Regions from separate parts of the Homo sapiens genome. Here region 1 is linked to region 2. A link is a contact called in ENCODE Hi-C data. All regions are on one chromosome and are shown on one strand. The core of a region is the stretch at or near the end of the contact, and the rest is flanking DNA. Distances in the headings are between cores, read along the strand shown.

The links. Hi-C counts contacts between places; a loop is a spot of excess contacts on that map. Pooled maps may share reads with other maps.
Region 1: a loop to region 2 is called in a map of dorsolateral prefrontal cortex, with 4 times the contacts of the local background. The contact joins the enhancer-like site here to the promoter of LINC03092 in region 2. A Hi-C loop is called at or near these places in 5 of 168 maps with a recorded cell type or tissue (dorsolateral prefrontal cortex, endothelial cell of umbilical vein, heart left ventricle and 2 more) and 3 of 50 pooled maps.

Annotation. Positions count from the first base shown.
Region 1 is chr18:55,873,500-55,877,185 of GRCh38, forward strand. No RefSeq gene overlaps it. Among named protein-coding and RNA genes, the nearest start is that of LINC01416, 45 kb to the right of the region's middle. Within about 2 kb of position 2,217, at least 2 of the 41 ENCODE cell types and tissues checked have a DNase peak (open chromatin) inside an H3K27ac peak, as active enhancers do; they include dorsolateral prefrontal cortex and heart right ventricle, where a contact is called at or near this core.
Region 2 is chr18:55,994,197-55,997,489 of GRCh38, forward strand. It overlaps LINC03092 (long intergenic non-protein coding RNA 3092), which reads left to right and starts at 2,015. Exons shown (of 2, transcript XR_001753454.2): 1 at 2,015-3,293.

The DNA of each region.
Region 1 (3,686 bases), core at 967-3,466, 120 kb before region 2:
TCTCTGGACCACAAAACATTTTCCCAAAAGGTCTCTTTGATTCCAGCTGTCATGGGCTGTCAGGATGAACTTCCTAATATGCTGATAAGAATATGTCAATCCCCTGCTTAGAAATCTCTAGGTGGGGGATTGACTACTCACAAAGTAAACTTCTGATCTACAAGTAAAATTCAAATCCCTTAAGGTGTCATTCAGTGCTCTCAATCATCTGCTTTCAATGTTCCCTTCTGGCTTCATCTCCTCTGGTCTCCACCACATGGCTTATGCTCATTCTCTTGGCTAACTTCACCTCCATGAAAATGCAATTATACTTCCTTCTTGTAGACTGGAACACTCTTCCTCACTTTCCGCCTATCCTTTAAAGCAGTGGTCTCCAATCATTTTGGCATCAGGGACTGGTTTCATGAAAGACAATTTTTCCATGGACCTGCTGGGTGGGGATGGTTTCAGGATGAAACTGTTCCATCTCAGATCATTAGGCATTAGACTGTCATAAGGAGTGCACAACCTACATTCCTCACATGCACAGTTCACAATAATGCTTCTATGATAATCTAATGTCACCACTGATCTGACTGGAGGCAGAGCTCAGGCAGTAATGCTCACTTGCCCGCCACTCACCTCCTGCTATGCAGCCTGGTTCCTAACGGGCCACAGACAGGTACTGTCCATGGCCCGGGGATTAGGGACCCCTGTTGTTTTAGGTTTGACTTTAGTGCTCCATTCTCTGCCAAGTCTTCTGTGATCCAAGTGGTCAGAATGTATTGCATTTCATTTGGATTTTTGTATATACCTCTATTTCACTGTACCTAGACCTATGGTGAGTAGCTTGTATTTTCAACCCTACCAAATCACTACTTCTAGAAAACAGGAACCATGACATCATTATGTTTATGTATATCTCTTTGAGCTAGTAGTGTCTTCTTATATTGCTTTCTACACAGTAGTTAATTGCCTTGTGATGAATTCAACCACACCTTTTGGGTATATAATATACCTTAATGAGAATTGTATTCCTAGGATAAATAAATAAATAATTTCAGAAAATGCTAATCAACAATTATCAGTTAATCATGTGCTTATAATTGATGAAGCATTGACTCATCAGATTTGAATCATCAGGTAGATTTTAGTGACTTATCTGTGTTATTGTTTTCTTAAATAAAATATTTTGAGTAACGAGGGGGAATAAGTTTGATTTTTTTAACTTCTAAATTCTTTTTTAGAATTTAGGACAGTTTGGAATTGAATGGTCTCTATATTGGTAAGTATAATAAGACCTTTAGTGCTGGTAGTTTTATTTAAGTTTGGAAACTCAGGTGGAATAAAATACTTATGGAATAAGTGATTACTTCATTCTCCATGGTAATAATCTACCTTTCAGAAAAGGTCAAAGAAGCTCTTTTATTCATTTTTTTATTAACCTTTTTATTTTAAAACAAGCTCCTTTTGTAAAGAACAAAAGTAGGCTTGAATTTTACTTTGCTGGTTGTCTGGACTGTAAAAATGAAAGTATAAACCAAGCCACCAAATGAAAAGAAACAGGGGGTCTCTTTCATTTGGAAGAGAAATTGTAAAACACTGCTCACACCAGGCATGTATTCATTTTTGTATTTCAAGCATTTAAAAAGTTGCTAGTGCAACTATAATGTTTTAAATACTCAATCTTTAAATGTTTAGCCTTTTTCTGAGGCTGAGAATCTGCATTGTGAGATGGGTAGCTCCTTCTCAAGATGCAAGACCCCCAAGTGCTTTTACATAGAAGCTCACTTATTTTTTACTATTCCCGAAGGAGGCATTCTAGCACATGTCTAATGTCAGATTTCTACAAAGGGCAATTGAACATTGTCTGTTAGCCTGTAGATGGAACAGAGCTCTCTGATGACATTGAAGGGAAGGGTGGGGATTATCATAGCTTGATAAGCCTGGAAATTCTGCCGGATGGCATTTGGCAGTATGGAAATGTGCTCAGCTTATCTTACAGACAGGAATACAAAATTCAAAGAGTGAAAATGACTTCTCTAGATAGAGGCTGATCTGGACCAAGACTTGTAATTTTCTCAATGCCCAGTGTTTTTTCATCACCAGCCCACTCTTCTCACTGTTCCAGATGTGGGGGTTTTCCTCCTTGGTAAACACTGTGATCTATCCCTTTAATTGATTTTGTTCCCTTCTGAGCTTGGCAGCAAGTTGGAGGTAAGCACAGCTGCATGACTGCTGAGCATGCTCCAGATGCTTTCAGATGGAGACAGAAGCTCTTTTATCCTGTAAGCTCCAGCTGAATCGGGGGCCAGAGGTCAGGACTACCTTTACACATTTTCTTTAACGTCACCAGCCAGCTTTGCTGACAGAATTGTATGGCTCCCCATGTCCTAATTCAAGAGAGATTTATTTAGCAAGGGATTCCCGGTAAAGCACAGCATGTCGAAAGTATCCCAAAGCTCTATAAATGAGTCAACTAGACATAATTGAAAAGAGGGTGTTACTTTTTGCATATTCTCTATAACAGTGCTGTCCAAAAGAACTTTCTGTAATGATGGAAATATTCTATATTGGTGCTGTCCAATATGGTAGCCACTAGCAATATATAGCTGCTATATCCTTGAGACGTGGCTACTGTGAATGGGGAGCTGAATTTTAATTTTAATTTTATTTAAATTAAAATGGTCACATTTGATTACTACTGCCATATTGAACAGAGCAGCTCTATATAAATGTGGTGGATGTGTTATGGCACAAAAGAAGTTTTTAAAATGGTGGTTAGTTATTAGCCATTTTTCTCATATTTAATAACTATATCTCCTCATTGATAAAAACCAGTATAATGGAGTAAATAATAACAATCCATGTGATAATATGAGTGAGAGAATTACTCACTGAAATTACAGTGCCACAGACAAATAGTGAAACTGCTTGCAACATTGCTACTACTGTAGAGAGCCAATCCATGTCTTAGAAAAGCCAAAACATGTGGAGGCAGAGGAATTTGATTTGAATTTGGCTCTCCCATTTTCGGAGTGATATTGAGCAATCAAAATATTTACTTGTGCTTATTTACTTCTTTTTAAAAATGACCTGTTGGCTTTCCATTTTCTCTTCCTCTCTGCATCACTTAGCTATTACCCCAGTAATACTGCCTAACGAACCACCCCAAAACTTAGCAGCTTAAGAGAACAATCATTTCCTCTTGTTCACGCACCTGAATTTGGTCAAACTGCAGGGACTTGGTGGATTTAGGCTGGGCTCGACAGATGTTGGCACCAAGCTGCAAGTGAGTCCAGCTCAGCTCCATGTGTTTTCTGTTTTCCTGGCACCTGTGGGCCAGCTTGGGCATGTCACTTTCATGTGATGGTGGAAGTGCAGAAGAACAAGCCAAATTGCACAAGTGTATTTCAAATATCTGTTCATTTCTTGTCTGCTAGCATCTCATTAGATAAATCGAGTCACATGGCCAAGCATCAAAGTAGCAGAATCTTATATTCCTCCATGAAGGTGCAAGAAGAAAGTGAATACTTGACAAACAGTTATGTCATTTGATCACAGTCTCCATAAACTCATCTTCCTCAAATGTTTGGCATCTACTGTTTGATAAGTTCAGTGTTCGTTTGTAAAATGAGAATAGTAGTAACAATGTCTGCTTCACACGATTATTTAGGATTGCTTAAGAACTTTGAAAAGGAGCTTTT
Region 2 (3,293 bases), core at 765-3,264:
TATATACAATCAACCCACATATTCACTTATCCTAAAGCAAATTGAGCTGAAAACAGAACTTCAGTTTTGAACACTTTCTCTCCCTGCCCCCATTCCAGATCCTCTTATTTCGTGTCTGGGAATGCACCACTACACATTCATGTGCCCAAACCTGAAACTTGAGCATCTTTCCTATCTACTCCTTTCCCTTTATACTTCCCATCTAATCACTTACCAATCCCCATCCTTCTATTTCATTTCTCATATATATATATATATATATATATACATATTTTGCTACATCCTCAACACCTCATCTTATTCATTCATTCTTTCGTCTCTGAATTCCTAATACAGGCTCCTAAACAGGTCTCGCTGCTTGATAATCTCAGCCCCTTCCAACTCATATTCCACAATTCTTTCAGTGATCTTGTAAGAATATAGGTCTTATCGTGTCACTTCCTTCTCAAAGTCCAGTTTTGAGTCCTTCGTGTGTTCGGCATGTGATCTGGACTCTGACTTGGCATTTAAGGCACCATGTGATGTAGCTCCCATCTATGCTTCCAGTTCACCTCCCTCCCATTCTGTTCCCCTGCCATCTTTAATTACTAGCAGCCACCAAATGCACCAGGTGGTATCATGCCTCCTTGCTTTTGAGCAGTTTGCTTTTACTAGGATGCCCCCCTCCTGTACTATTTTTTCTAGTTTCTTAAAAACTCTTTGACTATTAGTTCTTCCCAAATGCATTTCCCATCTCACCTTCATCTATGCCTCCATTGCACTTATCTCCATAACTGCCTTTTGCTCCTATTAGATTATGAGTAGGGATTATGTTTTGTTTTGTTGTCTAACACATATGAATAACCCTAATTATAATGATTTCTTAGCACTTGCATGCTTTTTCACTCAGCCATGAAAATAATGGCTGCATAGTTGCCTCATATATTTAATTTAACATATTAAGTTATTCATTTTAACTCATACTTACCTTATCAGGTAAGCTACTGTTATTTTTATTTTCATTTTGTAAAATGAAGGTGCAGATTGCTTAGGAAGTTTCCCCAAGTTACACAGTTGCTAAGTGACAGAGCCAGGATTTGAACTGAGACATCTGACTCCAGAGGTCACTTTCTTGTTCATGCTGCTTGAGGGCTGCCCTGGGTGCTTGATAAATATCTCATTTGTGGACATTAAGATGGGAGTAAGAACTTTGGGAAGATACTCCTTACCCTTCTAGACCATTTGTACCTCTTAAAAGAGGCAAAATGTTTAAGCTGGTACTGGGACCTTTTCCCACTTATGGCTTTCTCCTCATGAGTCCATAGTGTAGTATGTACCTTCCTTTACTCTCTGACCCTTCGCATGATCAGTGTTTTCTTTCTTAGAACATAATCCAATACCCTTACAATCATGATAATGATGATGCGAGTTAACATTTCCAGGATGTTGACTGTATCATATTAAAAAATTTACCACTGACAGTAGAATAAAGCCCCTATAGACCTTGGTAAAGAAATTTTAAACAAAATTTGTTGTATGTATTCATGCCATAAAGGCAACAATCCCCACTGCTTGCATGCAAGCTGCCCTTTTTGGGATTTTAAGCTTCTTCCTGCTGTCATCGGGATGTAAAGGCTGACTTGATCCTTTTTTGACTAGCCCCAGCCTGCACCCCTCAGAAACCTGACTTAATTTTCTCTCCTACCACCACTCAGTCCCACACCTGGGGAAGCCACAATGCAATTAATAGTTGCATTACTTAGGGAAATTATTCAATCTTGCTGAGCCACAGTTTCTGTCTCAGTTTTTTTTCTGTTGTTGTTTGTTTTGTTTTTTTGAGATAGGGTCTCATTCTGTCACCCAGGCTGGAATGCAATTGCATGATTATAGCTCACTGCAGACTCGATTTCCCAGACTCAAGAGATCCTCTTGCCTCAGCTCCTGAGTAGCTAAGACTACAGGTGCATGCTTCCATGCCTGGATAAACTTATAAAATTTTTTGTAGTGATATGGTCTCACTATATTACCCAGTTTGGTCTGGAAATCCTGGCCTCAAGTGATCTTCCTGCCTCAGCCTCCCAAAGTTCTGGGATTACAGGTGTGAGCCACCCGCTCTGGCACTTACCTCTTTCAAATGAGAGTAACAATTATTCCTGCTTCATAGAGTCACCTCCTCTGGTCTGTCTTCCCTGACCCTGTCATCTCAGGAAAGAATTAACCTCCTCTTCATTTTAGTGCTTATCTACTTTGCTCGGACCAATGTGTGCGTCACACTCTACTGTAATTGTTTGTTTATTTGTCTGCCCCACCTACTGAATAGTTAATATCTCAAGGACAGGGACAATATCATAGTTTTGAGTCCCTTATCCCTAGATCACCTGTTGGACTGAATTTCCACAACTACCACCCACCTTTCTCGAGAGTCTCTCAATTGTAGCTGCTTTACATCCATAAAGCCACCCACATCATCCACTTGGATTTCAAATCACTTGAGTAAAACTGAGGGGGTAACATACTAGGGATCCTACTCACCTTAGACAGGAGAACACAGAAATGCTTCTGGTCATGGTATTCAAGCTTTGTCCCATCAAACCATACTAACCAGGCCATCCTAAGTCTAAGGGATGGACAAGAACTTCTGCTGATGATTCAGCCAAAATATCTATGACATCTTACAAGAGGTTTCCATTTCTACACCAGAATTTAGACAGGAGGTGAACTGTGAGTTGATTTCCGGAAGAGTGGCTCTGAATGGGGGGCGGGGTTGTTGGAGACATGCTGTCGAGAGGTGTCTGAGTCTGCAGAATTTGTGATGATAGCCGGTTCCTTGGATAGTACTCTTCCTCATCCTCTTCCAAATCTCATGGTCTATTACAGCTTAGGTGTCCAGAGATTCGTTTGTGCTGAATATTATTTGGAACATTGAATCAAGCATACATCTTTTTAATAGTTAGGGTTATCCCTCTCTCCGGGGATAATTTCACCTGGGACATTGAGGAAATGGAGCTTGGAGTATGTGCACTTCCTGTCATCAAAGAGAGGAGGAGAGGGCGAGCACATTCCGAGTGTGAGCAAGCGGAACCCCTCCTACAGATGTGCCTTTCACTCTCATTTCCTGCTCCAGACCAACCCTTCGGAGATTATTTTCAGGGAGATCTCCCTCTTCTTGTGAGGCCAGAGACTTTTCTAGTTATAAGGCTGGTGCATGTGACGTGTCTGGGCAAGCATACAGCAAAACCACAGAGAAACCAGGGATTAAAGAAATGAAACTGGGCAAACTAAAAAACGCCTTTTGCAGAACTTCTCTTAAGCTT